2 separate regions of the Homo sapiens genome follow, and region 2 is linked to region 1. The links are chromatin contacts, found by Hi-C or POLR2A ChIA-PET in ENCODE. All regions are on one chromosome and are shown on one strand. Each heading gives the region's core, a stretch centred on a gene start or an enhancer-like site at or near the end of the contact. The rest is flanking DNA. Distances are from core to core; before and after follow the strand shown.

Evidence for each region. A loop is a pair of places that touch in the nucleus more often than their neighbours do. ChIA-PET counts read pairs that join two places held with the same protein, here RNA polymerase II (POLR2A). Pooled maps may share reads with other maps.
Region 2: POLR2A ChIA-PET joins it to region 1 with 32 read pairs in activated naive CD4-positive, alpha-beta T cell. The contact joins two enhancer-like sites. A Hi-C loop is called at or near these places in 2 of 168 maps with a recorded cell type or tissue (gastrocnemius medialis and mammary epithelial cell) and 4 of 50 pooled maps. POLR2A ChIA-PET finds 5 or more read pairs at or near these places in 6 of 52 experiments (AG04449, K562, PC-9 and 3 more).

The regions. Positions count from the first base shown.
Region 1 is chr14:23,142,260-23,149,549 of GRCh38, forward strand. SLC7A8 (solute carrier family 7 member 8) reads right to left here. Exons shown (of 11, transcript NM_012244.4): 4 at 820-945. Among named protein-coding and RNA genes, the nearest start is that of CEBPE, 27 kb to the left of the region's middle. Within about 2 kb of position 3,677, at least 7 of the 41 ENCODE cell types and tissues checked have a DNase peak (open chromatin) inside an H3K27ac peak, as active enhancers do.
Region 2 is chr14:23,292,762-23,300,236 of GRCh38, forward strand. PPP1R3E (protein phosphatase 1 regulatory subunit 3E) reads right to left here. Exons shown (of 5, transcript NM_001276318.2): 4 at 6,640-6,780; 5 at 2,891-6,156. It also overlaps the pseudogene H3P37. Among named protein-coding and RNA genes, the nearest start is that of PPP1R3E, 6.4 kb to the right of the region's middle. RefSeq lists an enhancer at 820-1,684 and a silencer at 2,336-2,648. Within about 2 kb of position 3,255, at least 3 of the 41 ENCODE cell types and tissues checked have a DNase peak (open chromatin) inside an H3K27ac peak, as active enhancers do.

The DNA of each region.
Region 1 (7,290 bases), core at 2,427-4,926:
GGGTCCCATGGAAACCAAATATAGCCTCAGGCTTGGAAAGGGCCAAATCCAGTGGGGAATGTTGGCAGGGGCCCCGGGAATGCAGAGCTCTCTCTCTCAGAGATTATAAGTAATTTTGAAACATAAAATACCTTTCTCTGTCCTCCACTTTAAGATGTGGACAAGATTCAACAGAAGATGCAGGGAGCTTCCCTGGGGTTGGGGCAAAAAGACAATAGGAATCTAGAGATCTGGGGTTTTTGTTTGTTTATTTGTTTTTGAGACAAGGTCTTGCTCAGTCGCCCAGGCTGGAGTGCAGTGGCACAATCATAGCTCACTACAGCCTCAAACTCCTGGGCTCAGGTGATCCTCCCACCTTAGCCTCCAGAGTAAGTGAGACCACAGCCATGCACCACCATGCCCCATTAATTTTTAAATTTTTTTGTAGAGATGGGATCTCGCTGTGCTGTTCAGGCTAGTCTCAAACTCCTGGGCTCAAGTGATCCTCCTGCCTCATCCTTCCTAAGTGCTGGGATTACAGGTGTGAGCCACCACACTCGGCCGATATGTGGGGTCTTTACCTAGCTGTGCTACAGCCTTGAGGTAAGCATGGGAGAGGTGACCTTTGCAGCCTAAAGGGAGCATTCCCTACTCCCAGCCACCTCGGGGAAAATGGTTTCTCCTTCCCTTTTGTCAAGCAAGGGAAGAAGAAGAGAAGTCACTCAAGGCTAGAATTGGGGAAATCTCAGGGTGTGGCATACTTCCAAAGCTGGGCTGAGAGGGTGTGTACATGCAAGGGGAGGAAAGCTGGGCAGTACCTGTTTTTCCTGCGATACTCACCTTTGCATATCTGTACAATCCCCATGATGATAATCAGGGCCAAGGCCAGGAGCTTCCCAGCTGTGAAGATGTCTTGAACCCGGGTGGCCCACCGCACACTGGAACAGTTGACCCATGTGAGGAGCACTGAAATGAAAGACCCCCAAACAGACCTTCAGGGGCTGTATCTGGCTGCATGATGCCCAAGGCACACAAGCAGAACTGCTCCCTCATCCTGACGATGACATTGTAGTAGGTGAGCCAGACATCCAGCAAGCTCAACCCCAGGGACCAGAGACTTTGGCTAGGTTAATGGGTTGCAAATGGGGATTATATGTCCCAAATTAGAGCTTGGGCCCAGCATGCCCTGCTGAGGGCTGGAAGCCAGAAGTAGGCATGGAAGTGTAGGCACTGGCTTTGGGGGTAAAATCACATCTGATCAGGGCACAAGTATGGGCTTTGTCTTCAAGTTATTATTTGTGCAAGAGAAGCTGTGAGCAGCTGGTGGGAGTCAGGAAGCCACCTTCCTGAGCCTGATTTTGGGGTAACAGAGGCTTAGGGGAATCTTATGTTACTTAGGTTTATTGAGATATAATCTACATCTTACTAAAACTCACCTTTTTAAAGTGTACAGTTTGATGAGATTTGACAAATGCATTTAATGGCTTAATCACTTCAGCACTTCATATATAGAACATTCCCAACACTCTAAAAAGTTTCCTTTTGCATCATGCTCCTTTGTAGTCAGTTAGGCAAATCTTCTTCCCCTACCTCTACAACCATTACTTTGACTTCTGTCCCTATAGCTTTGTCTTTTTCAAAATGTCACATAAATGGAATCATATAATATGTGGTCTTCTGTGTTTGGCTTCTTTCACTTCACAGAATGCTTTCGAGATCTACTCATGTTGTTGCATATATTACAATTTGTTCCTTTCTATTGCCAAATAGCATTCTATGATATAAAGGTATCTGTTTGTTTTTCCATAGACATTTGGGTTGCTCACAGTGTGGGACTATTATGAATAGAGTTGTGATAAATACTTGTGTAGATGTCTTTTTTCTTTTTGTGGATTGTAGAGATCTTTGAGTGGGGTTTTCATTGCTCTTGAGTAAATCCCCAGGAATGAGATCCTGGGCCATAGAGTAAATGTGTTTAACTTTCTAAGAAACTGCCAAACTGTCTTCCACAGTGGCTGTCTCATTTTGCATTCCTACTCTCATGTCAGAGTTCCTGTTGCTCTGTATCTTTCCCAGCATTTGGTATTGTCAGTTTAAACACAATTTTTTTTTTTTTTTTTTTTTTGGCTAATAGGCATGTAGTTGTATTTCATTATGGTTTTGATTTGCATTTCCCTAATGGCTAATGATGTTGAGCAACTCTTCATGTGCTTATTTACCATCCATTTACAAATCTTCTTTGGTGGCATGGGGAGTTGTAATTCTCTACAAAAAATTTTAAAAATAAGCTGGGTGGTGTGGTCGCTCTGACTTCACTTGAATGGCTGATCAAGTTTTATCAGTACCGTATTCTTATATGGTACTTCTACTTTCCAAGTATTTCCCAACCTTATTTGATGCTGAGAACATTTGGTTAGGGTAGGATGGTCCTGACATTAACCGTCTGTAACCTTCCTTTGTGCGCCATCTCCACCTGGCAAACCCCTTCTCCTCTTTCAAGATCCAGCTTAAATGTCACCTGTTCTGTGAATCTCTATAATTCAGCATGTTATTTATTCCTAACAACATGCCTGCAAGGGAAGATATATCAGCTGTGTTTTGTAGACGAGGAACAAAGTTTGTTCCTTCTCTCTAGAACAATCCCAGACCACTTTGTTTATATCTAATGTTGGGATGTATTTCTTTTTTCTTTTTCTTTTTTTTTTTTTTTCTGAGACGGAGTCTCACTCTGTCGCTCAGGCTGGAGTGCAGTGGCGCGATCTCGGCTCACTGCAAGCTCTGCCTCCTGGGTTCACGCCATTCTCCTGCCTCAGCTGGGACTACAGGCGCCCGCCACCACACCCAGCTAATTTTTTGTATTTTTAGTAAAGACAGGGTTTCACCGTGTTAGCCAGAATGGTCTCGATCTCCTGATCTCATGATCCTCAGCCTCCCAAAGTGCTGGGATTACAGGCAGGAGCCACCGCCCGGCCGGGATGCATTTCTTTGTATTAAAATGACCTGCTTCTGGCCGGGCATGGTGGCTCACGCTTGTAATCCCAGCACTTTGGGAGGTCAAGGTGGGCAGATCATGAGGTCAGGAGTTCGAGACCAGTCTGGCTAACACAGTGAAACCCGTCTCTACCAAAAATACAAAAATTAGCTGGGCGTGGTGGTGGCGCGCCTGTAATCCCAGCTACTCAGGAGGCTGAGGCAGGAAAATCACTTGTACCCGGGAGGCGGAGGTTGCAGTGAGCCGAGATTGTGCCAGTGTTCTCCAGCGTGGGTGACAGAGCTAGACCACATCTCAAAAAAAAAAGAAAAAAAAATTTTTTTTTTTTTAAGACACCAAGGGCAAGTAAATGTTTTCATGTTTTTAAATCTCAGGACTTATCATTGGCGCCTGCAAATAGTAGATGCTCAGCAAGTATTTAATAAATGAATTTTAAAATATCACAATTCATTAGCCTTCCAATATCATCTCAGTCTACACATTCCACAGCGCACATCAACCTCTTCTGCTCCCCAGGAACCCCATCAAAAGGAGACACAATCCCTAGTTGGCTTCATGTTGCCAAAGGGCAACAGGGAACTTGACTTCAAGAGCAGAAGCTCCTGACTCCTCATGGAAGAGCTATTATCCAAGATGATGTCATGCAAGGAGAAGCAAAACATGTTGTCAGAGGAAGGATTTTAAGTGCCCGAGCAGGGAGAACACTTTGTAAATACTCAAATGTTCCAGACGGACTGACATCCTGATAAATACACATTTGGTTTGTCTTACTCAATTCAATAAGGATTTCAGGATCATGTGCCTGGTGACAAGCCAACCTAAGTCACTCTAAACAACTGGGTCTGTGATCTCAGCTTCTTCCCTAGGCCCCAAGGCATGCAAGGTACAAGGCTGCGCCCCTTCACCCAGGAATTCAGGCAGACACAGCAGTAACTCAAGGATAAAGGAGATTGATAAAAGGAAGGAAGGAAGATTAGGAAACAAACCCCATAAGCCTCAGGGATAGGTAAGGATTACACAACAAGGAACTGGATCTTGATCTCAGGGAAGAAAATCCTTCTCCAAGGGGAGGAGAGGGGAGGGCGAGGAAATGACAGAAAGTGCTTGAGGAAAATAAGGGCAGAGCAGGACAACTCAAAGAAATTCCTCCTCCCCCAAGCAGACCACCTCCCTGTGTGCTGGGAAAGAAAACATGAAATCATCTCTTTACAAGATGGACCTTACTGAGTCACAGAAAGACACCTTCAAACTATCAGCTCTGTGGTCTTCCTGGGGTAACAGAGATAGGGATGCTTTGTAAAATAACCTATCTGTGGCTATCTTCTGTCTTGCCTAACCTTATCTCCATCACTTCCCAAGAACTCAGCCCTTGACTAATATTTAACCTTTCACCTTCACAGTAATCTTTCAGAAACAAGAAGAAATTCTGAGAATGAGGTGGGGATAGGCAGGCTGCCTGTGACACCTAATCTCCTTGGAACAATGGCTGCAGGCCCCAGATCTGGCCCTTCACCCTGCAGTTGGGTGATCATACCATGTGACTGAGGGGAAAGAGGGTATCAGTCTCCTGGTACCACAAGACAGCTTCCCTCACAGCAGGCTGAAACCTGAGCCTCCACCCAGAGAGGAAAGGTCAGTGGGTGCTCGCCAAGCTCCTGCCCCGGTCAGGAGCCCTGCTGCTGGCTAGCTACTGCTTGGCACTTGTCTGTTGCGGACGATGATATTCTAGAACCCTCTCTTCTCGGCTAGACCCTGAATTCCGCATTCCTGAGACACAGTGACCTCAGGGAAGCCACATGTAGATGAGGATCATTGGCCATAGCAGCTTTGAAATGTGAGGGGCTTTTTATCCATCCATCCATCCATCCATCCATCATAGATCCATTCACCCATCCACCCATCTAGCCATCATCCATGCATCCATCCACCCACCCATCTATCCATCTATCATCCATCCATCCACCCACCCATCCAACCATCCATCATCTATCCATCCATCCATCTGTCTATCCATCCACCCATCTACTCATCCGTCATTCATGCAGGGCCTACATGTACTAGGCATTCTAGCTGGTGGGGAGGTTATTGATAAGACACAAGTCCCTGCCTTTAGGAAGTTGGCAGTATAACAGGGACGACGGGTGAAGTAAGAGATGCCCACAAAACAACGAGGTGATGGCAAAGCTATTCACGGAAGCTAGTGGGCATCTATGAGGAACCACTAACTCAGCCCAGGGGAATCAGAGATGCCTTCTATAGGAGGAGGAGACCCTGGCAACATGGAGAAATTTATAATCCTGGTCCAACTGGACAAAATAAAAAGTCATAAGACTGGTTCTTGTCCGTTGTAACCTAGTTGCGGGAGTGGTTACTGCTTCTTTAGAGGCCCTCATGGAATTCCAGGCTTGTATGTATTTTTTGGGCATTTCCTCCCCTCTTTCTTTCTTGCTTCCTGGGTAAAAAATAAGATGAAAGACTATTAAGAAGACAAGAGTTCAAGAAGATGCTGAAGTCAGGGGCTGGTTACTTAATCCACCCAGTTTGAAGAACTCAACATCAAGGTGACAGAAGAGATACAAATAATGAGTCAGGCAGGAGGAGGAAAACTCAGATTCTAGCAACCTGGAACACTGCCCAGAGTCCAGGGCCTCCCAGCTGCCAAGCAGGAGAGATGGGCTCAATGCTTTCTGCAGGACTGGCAGAGGGATTCAGAGTCCTCGCTGCAGACCTGCAACTGGCTTGCTCACTGTGGAGGGCTGGGTTCCCTACAGAGAAGGTGCCCTCAGCCCCATCCCAGCTCTGATCCCAGACTTTGATCTCCAGGAATTACAGAAGTCTCTCCTTCACTTCCTCCCCTTGGCAATGACAGCATATCTCTTTGGGATGGGGGGCAGTTGAAGGCAGAATTATGGCCATCCAAGATATCAACGTTCTAATCCCTGAGATTTGTGACTATGTTTTTTAAATGACAAAAGGAACTTTGCAAATGTGATTAAGTTAAGGATTTTTTTTTTGGAGACAGAGTTTCGCTCTTGTTGCCCAGGCTGGAGTGCAATGGCGCAGTCTCAGCTCTCTGCAACCTCTGCCTCCCATGTTAAAACGATTCTCCTGCCTCAGCCTCCCAAGTAGCTGGGATTACAGGTGTCCGCCACCACGCCTGGCTAATTTTTGTATTTTTAGTAGAGACGGGTTTCACCATGTTGGCCAGGCTGGTCTCGAATTCCTGAACTCAGGTGATCCACCCACCTCGGCCTCCCAAAGTGCTGGGATTACAGGCCTGAGCCACCGCGCCCAGCCAAGTTAAGGATCTTGAGATGGGGAGATTATCCTGGATTATCCAGAGGGACCAGTGTTGTCACAGGAGTCCTTTCAAGAGGGAGGCAAGAAGGTCAGAGTTATAAAAAGACATGTGATCATGGAAACATCAGACAGAGAGAAAGAGAGATTTGAAGATGCTACACTGCTGGCTTTGAAGATGAAAGATGGGGCCATGAGCCAAAGAATGTGGGAGGTCCCTAGAAGCTAGAAAAGGCAAGGAATTCTCCCCAGAGCCTCCTGAAGAAATTCAGGCCTGCTGACGCTAGAGTTTAGGACTTCTGACTTTCAGGACTAAGATAGTACATTTGCATAGTTTTAAACCACTAAGTTTGTGGTTACTTGTAACAGTAGCAATAGGAAATGGATACCAGACAGACATTATACAGAAAGACCAGACAGCAGGGACATACCCTTAAAGAGAAAAGCTTTTAAACAGCAGCCAGGCAACACACACCAGGAGCCCAAAAGAGTGTCTGTCCACAGGCCTTGCGGGACACCAGATGGAGGGAAGGGATGGCGCTCTCTAGAAGAGGGTAGTGAAGGTGAGGTCACTAGTGTGTTCACCTGGTTAGCAAAGTTCCACACCACATAGCCGCTTCGCACTTCTTCCAGCTTCCCAACCCTAGTTGGGATCCCACAGCTAGAGTGTTCCTATTTCCTCTTCCTCCATTTGGTAATTCAATACAGTAGCAAACAGCCTTGCCTTGTAACTCTAGCAGTGTTTTTCCTCTTTCCTTTTAGAGAAATCCAGGGCAAAAGATACAATATCCCTCCTTCATCTAATCCAGGTTCTCCCCCAGTCTCCCCTGTATTCCTTACAACTTCAGGCCCACCCACACAACCCAGATACGCAAACACTGGCCCAAGAATCACTAACTTCTTGCAAGGCGAGTGGAGTGCCAGGATGTTCACAGACATGAATCCTTTATTTTCTGCCCCCATGATTTTGTTGGTCTCCTTATTTCACTGGCCAGAAGCCACAATCAAAGGCCATAAAAGAA
Region 2 (7,475 bases), core at 2,005-4,504, 150 kb after region 1:
ATGCTTGCGGTCCCAGCTACTTGGGAGGCTGAGGTGGGAGACTCACTTGGGCCCAGGAGGTTGAGGCTATAGTGAGCTGTGATTTCGTCACTGCACTCCAGCCTGGGTGACACAGTGAGAATCTGGCTCAAAATAAAATAAAATAAATAAAATAAATAAAAAAATAAAAAAATTAAAAAAGGGGGGGGGCCGGAATTTTTGAAATATGATAAATCTTTCTGGAAGACTGAATTACTTTTCTCTTTAGGAAAACATAATCATCATATGAAAAGGCTATCAAAGAGCAGGCAGCTTAAAAAACGTAGAGCAATATATAGGTTTGTCGGGTAGACAATTTTTGACAGCTTTTAAAAAAATTATTCGTTGACAGCTTTTCTCATTCTAAAACAAATATTCACTTTCCCCCCCAATCTTGTATTTATTTGTCTTAAAGGGGGCTCCAAAAGTTGCACACTTCAGGCACCCAAAAACCTGGATCTACCCCTGGGACTAACCAAATGGATATGGAGAGTTTCTGTGCCGTCTGGGGAAATCATACTCCAATACCCTGTGCTGTGTCTCCTAAGAAATATCAGAGCTGGAGAGCTGATTAGTAAGAACTGCAATGATTGAGGATTTCGGATAGACTTGGGATAGCAAAAGCTGCACTGAAGGTTAGTGGAGAAAAGAGTTTAGACACACCTAACCTCAAGTTAAAATGTGAGAAATCTGCAGTGAGGTTGGGGCCACAGAGACCCTGGACAATAAGCCATGGAGAGAACCCACTTACCTCTCCTGGGGTGTCTGCTCCTCATGCTGATTCTGCTCTTCAGCATATCTTGTTTCACTTACAACACTTAGTGAAGAGTAAATTCTCTGTGCCGACATCACAACTTGGCCATTATGATGTAATGAGGAGGCATCTGTTATTCTCAGGGTAGGGCTTCCCTATTAGGAACATTCTAATTACTTTGAGGGTAATTGGATTGTTTCATTATTCAGGTGATGTAGAAGTCAATCCTGTTAGAACTTAATCTTTTTCAAGGACTCCCTCCTTTTATAATGTATCACTCCATTCTGAATTAGGCAGACGTCTTTGCTTTTCCTTTCCATATTTCTCCTCCGTTGCCTTAGGGGGTTGCCTTTGATAAGGGCTTTGCTCTTTCATCCAGCACTTAAGGAGCAGAATGTAGGCCGGCACAGTGGCTCACACCTGTAATCCCAACCCTTTGGGAGGCCGAGGTGGGCGGATCGCGTGGTCAAGAGATAGAGACCATCCTGGCCAACATGGTGAAACCCCGTCTCTACTAAAAATACAAAAATTAGCTGGGCGTGGTGGCGCACGCCTGTAGTCCCAGCTACTCGGGAGGCTGAGGCAGGGGAATCGCTTGAAGCTGGGAGACAGAGGTTGCAGTGAGCCGAGACTGCGTCACTGCACTCTGGCCTAGCGACAGAGTGAGACTCTGTCTCAAAAAAAAAAAAAGAAGAAGAAGAAGCAGAATGTAACTCAGATGGTCTTCTTAAGGAAGGATTTCCCCACCCAAGGAGAAACGCAGGGCTTTTCCCAAGCTCTTCCCTTTAACTGTTGGTTAAAGCAGTTGGTGCTGGGTTCCAGAGAAGAGCTGGGCCCTGGTAAATTTCCCACTACCCAAAATGATGATAGGATCCTGTTGGGAGTGTCTTACATCAGGACTGCCTAAGTCCTCCAAAACTCCTTCCCCTCAGCATTTGCATAGCCAGAGGGGACTCCAGCAGAATGAGAATAGGACTTTTAGGAAATAAGGTAGTTCTCTAACCAGGACCATCTCTAGCTCCCTGAGCTCTAGCCGAAGAAGGGGAGTAAGTAAGGAGGTCTCTCTCACAGTCTCACACAAAGCAGATTGCTCACAAATTGACTGAAGGTAAAGCACCCAGGAAGCAACTGCCTACAAAAGCTGCTCCGGCTGGGCGAGGTGGCTCACGCGTGTAATTCCAGCACTTCAGGAGGCCAAGGCGGGCGGATCACTTGGGGCCTGGAGTTCGACACCAGCCTGCCCAACATGGCAAAACCTCGACTATTAAAAAAATACAAAAACTGGGGGCCAGGGGCATGGCTCACGCCTGTAATCTCAGCACTTTGGGAGGCTGAGGCGGGTGGATCATCTGAGGTCAGGAGTTCGAAACCAGCCTGGCCAACATGGTGAAACCCTGTCTCCACTAAAAATATAAAAATTAGCCGGGCGTGGTGGCACGCCCCTGTAATCCCAGCTACTCCGGAGGCTGAGGCAGGAGAATCACTTGAACCCGGGAGGCAGAGGTTGCAGCCAGACGAGATCTCGCCATTGCACTCCAGCCTGGGTGACAGCATGACTCTCAGGAAAAACAAAAAACAAAAAACTACACACACACACCCCTCCCCCCACCAAAAAAAAAAAAAACTGCTCACAAGAGTGCGCCCTCTACTGGAGGGCGAAGAAACCTCGTCATTACAGGCCTGGTACTGTGGCACTCCGTGAAATTAGCCATTATCAGACATCTACTGAACTGATTCGCAAACTTCCCTTCCAGCATCTGGTGTGAGAAATTGCTCAGGACTTTAAAACAGATCTGCCGTTGCAGAGTGCAGCTTAGTGGTGCTTTGCAGGAGGCAAGCAAAGCCTATCTGGTTGGCTTTTTGAAGACACCAACCTGTGTGCTGTCCATGCCAAACGTGTAACACCTATGTCAAAAGACATCCAGCTAGCACGCCGCATGCGTGAAGAATGTGCTTAAGAATCCATTATGATGGGGGAAACTTCATTCTTAAAAAAAAAAAGTCTCTGCTTCCTGTCATTGGTAGTTCTGAATGTTAGATATTTTTTCCCCATGGGGTCAAAAGGTACCTAAGTATACGATTGTGAGCAGAAAAATAGGAGACAGAAGTCAGGTGTTGTCAGTTTTCAATTTTCATTTGTGTGTGAATTTTTAATGTAAATGTAGGTGGGGAAGTAAAGCATTAATGCAAGTCAAAATGTTTCAGTGAACATTTCAGTGGTTCAACTTTATAATAATTTAAGCAAACTTATTAAATTTTTCTGGACACACACACACAAAAAACAAGGTGACCAAGAAATTGAGTCAAGGAGGGAATCTTGCCTCTGAGTCTCTTGCTGCCCTTAGCCCAAAACACACAATACTTCTGAATATCTTATGACATACTTTCTTTTCATATTTCAACTTTATTTAAAATATGAGGTTTTATGTCCAGAAGGGAGGGCAGTTGCCCATGGAAGGTGAAGTGAGGCACAATACTATTGGGTTGCGGGCCAAGTACACAGGGTTGCACTGTGAAGGAACTGAGGAGGTTCTGGGAGGGCCTGGTGACAACAATGGATTTGGGGAGATCCACAAAGGAAATTTTCATTTCCTCCCCAGGTTAGCTATTCAGTGGGTGGATTATTCAGTCTTTTTAGCAAGGTCACTGCTCCTTAGCAACATCAACAAAAGTGCCAAAGCTGAGGACACAGAGAATACCATCATTGTCTTTTGTTTCTCTTTATGCCTGGATGGGGAAAGGAATGGAAACTAATAGCAGAAAATGAAACATTTCTGATGTTATCCCTTGCCATGAAGAATCACGGGCTTGTGTAGAGACCTCTTTCTTTTCTTTTTTTTTTTGAGGGTCTCACTGTCACCAAGCTGGAGTGCAGTGGTGCGATCATAGCTCAGTAACCTCCAACTCCTGGGCTCAAGCGATCCTCCTGTCTCAGCTTCCTGAGTAGCTGGGAATACAGATGTGTGCCACCATGCCCAGCTAATTTTAAAAGTTTTTGTAGAGACAGGGTCCCACTATGTTGCTCAGACTGGTCTCGAACTCCTGGGCTCAAGCAATGCTCCTGCCTCAGCCTCCCAAAGTGTTGCGATTACAGGTATGAACCACCACACCGAGCAGAGACCTGTTTCCTAGCCTGGGAATGGGTGATCAGGAGGCCTGAGTTTAAGTCCCATCTTGAGCTGCACTAACAAATTCTATGACCCTGCTAGAGTCATTTCTCACCTCTGGACCTGTGTTCTCATCTGTAAAGGAGCCAGGAACCAATGACGTCGGAAGAGAAGCCTTTTCATGTCTGATTCTATGACCTGCAAACTGCAAAGATCCCAGCAGGCTCCAGAAAAACACGGCAGTTAGAAACAAGGGAATGTGGGTGTTAGGTGGAAAACTGAGGAGCTAGGGCTCATGATGAAATGTTTTTCTACATTCACAAAGAAAAACAAACAAACAAAAAACAGGACGGAGGCTATGGGACAGGGAGGTGTAGGAAGACACCTGCAGTCTGGATGAGAGGAATGGGCAACAGTGTCCCTGCTGGGTTGCCTCAGGGACCCAAGCCTATGACCCAGGTAGTGTTTTCTCTCACGGCACTTCCCAGTCCACAGCTGACATGTTATATTCCAAATTGCTCCTGTTCATATAGTCATGAGCCATCAGAGGAGTTTCCACTACAATGCCTAATGCGTAACACATTAATAGGGTGGCTGAAGATTCCGCTAAACTCCTAGTGTTCCCCGTGTCAGATTAGACTGCACCCGCTGGGAGAAAGCAGTGGATGCAGCTCTGTCCATGCACACTCAGCTTTGCTTACTGAGGGTGTGAGAAATACAGATGGAAGTTTTGGAAGAGCAGTGCAAGACGGAAAGGGCATACTGCCTAATCTTGGTTGGTTTGCAGATGGTGGGGTTTGTGGTAGTGCCGGATCAACTCAACCCAAGGTGAGGAAAAGCCAGGGGGTTGGGAAAATCTCAGTGCTGAAGTCCTGGGAGAGGAGTACACACCAAAGCCATCAGGGCAAGGAATCTCTCCAGAGAGCCGCGAAAGCACCAGGCACTCAGAAGCCACTCAAGAAATATTAGTTTCCTCCCTATTTTACAAGGCTTGGTAGCACTGATAGTTTTGTGTCAGGTTCCAAGGAGACACCCACTATTTGTGTGCCTAAGAAGTAGCTCAGCCAGACCCAGCCTTGAGGCAGTGGGGCAACTAACAGCTTACCGAAGCCCTGGGGCAGCTTGATATGGGAATAATCAAGACCAAAATGTTGTTCTATAAAGCTGAGATTGGGGAGAGTGAGCCAGGGTACTTCTGAGAAAGAGGTCAGGGAACAGGATTATCATTAGCATTCTGCCCACAGAGTTGGCACTTACCCAGTAACATCGGGATTCCTAGAAAAGGCCCAAGCACAGACCCTCTAGCAGGTGTCCTAGTCACGGACCCAACCTAGTGGCGACATTAGGGGGTTTGCCTGTTCAAGGCCAGTGGGGGAAGAGGGAGGGAGGTGGCACACCAACAGGTGTGGAGCGCTGGCTAGGGCCAGGAGAGAATTCCAATGTATGGAAAGGCTAGAGTGTAAGTGGGAAGGTGAGGGGGGTCCTGTGCTGATCCTGCATAGATGGGACACTGACACAGGAGACAGCAGCAAACTCCTTCGAGTCACAGATGAAGCTCGGGGGCCCCCTGTCTTCTCCAAGCCAGTCCAGGAGATTGGCAGGATGGGAAGGCAGAGCACAGTCAGAAACTATGATCATTTCCTAATAAGAGATTATAGCAAGGTTTTAAATTTTGTTTTTAAAGAGGAAAAAAAATATAACATCATGGTTACACAGAGGCTCTGGAGATTCCCTGGGTTCACAATCCTACTTCTGCCATTTACTAGCTGTGCGATCTTGAACAAATTTCTGAGCTTCTCTGAGCCTGTTTCCTCATCTCTAAAACAGAGATAATGACAATGTTCTACTTACAGGGTTGTTTTGGGCATGCATGCAAACAAAACAGATTTTATGATCGAGTCATAGTTCTGGAAAGGAAGAAAAACCCAGATTTGCGCACACAAGTGTTAAGTAAATGTGAGCCCTCACTATTGTTCATACAACATGGCAGTGACACACATACATTAGACAAGAGATTATTACACACTGAGCCTCCACCCAGTCTCCCTATTATCCTCCCATGGGCTCCTAATTGATGACTAAACAGTGCATTGCTGGGTGGCTTCCAGTAGTTTCTTTCTTCACTTTGCTGCAACTTTGAACTGAAGGTGATCCACATGGTACATGACATTCTTCCTGTTTTCTTCACAAGACAAGGATGATGTTTAAATGGGCATTTGTTTGCGGAATGACTTGGAGAGTTCCTCTCTTTCAGCCATCTTTTCTCAAAGACTAAGGCTGTGGACAGGATGGGCATGGTAACAAGCCAACAAGCCTCATACTCTATTCTTTTTTTTTATTTTTTGAGACGGAGTCTCACTCTGTCACCCAGGCTGGAGTGCAGTGGTGCAATCTCAGCTCACTGCAACCTCTGTCTCCCCGTTAAAGTGATTCTCCTGCCTCAGCCTCATGAGTAGCTGGGACTACAGGCATGAATCACCATGCCCGGCTAATTTTTGTATTTTTAGTAGAGACAGGGTTTCAGTATGTTGGCCAGGCTAGTCTTGAACTCCTGACCTCAAATGATCCACCTAACTCAGCCTCCCAAAGTGCTGGGATTACAGGAATGAACTACCGCCCCTGCCCCCACACTCTATTCTGAATGCATGTATGGGCACATGTGCATGCCTGTCCCCTTTCACTCAGTGATAAGGAAGAAGGGGAACCAGAAATTTCTGTTTGAGAAATTAGTAACAGAAATGGGTGTGGGGAGCTGGTTACCTGGGAGATCCTTGTTCATTTGTAACATCAGGAACTGCTTCTTTTCCTCCTTCTCTCTTCTAGAAGACTGTCAAGGAGCCCGAGTGAGGGAAGCAGACCAACCATGGTCTTGGAGAAAAGAAAATAGGGTTTCCATCCCTTCTGGAGGGAGAAGGAATAGCAGAGATGAACATGAATGAAGAAGGAAACAAATGGAAATAAACAAAATGAAGGTAAATACCCTATATGTTAAAAGAAAAAAATACCCTATATGTTAAAAGAAAAAAGAAAAGAGAAGGAAGAGACACAAGGAAAGAAAGAGAGAAGCAAAGAGGTTAGGAATAGGGTAAGAGAAAAGGAAAAACAGCAACCAGCAGAGGAATCACTCCCCTGTTAAGGTTAACCAGGAGGAGAGGCTTATATAAGGCATGAATGTGAGTGGGTATGAGAGTCCAGCTTTCCCACTGCACTTGCTCTGGTTATGGAGCAGACTGCCATCTTCTGGTGCCATTTACTATTCAAGTTGCTTTGGTGTTTTTTTGTTTTTGTTTTTTTTTTTTTTTTTTTTTTACAACCAAGTGGATTGATTGAAATGCTTTGATTCTTCATTTGAAATGTTTCTATTCCATATACCCATTATCTTTTATCCTCACAAAAGCCCTTAACATTGTTTCCTTTAATCTTTGGGGTTCTTAAGCATCATTTCCACCAACAGAGATGTACCTACCCACAGTTGTCTCAGAGCATGGAGGCTGAAAGTCTGTGAGGACAAGAGTGAAATGGAGCAGAGGATAGGCTGTGGTTTGGAAGCGGCTCTGGAATACGCTGGGGGTGGCGGTGGGGCTGAAGGTTGGTTA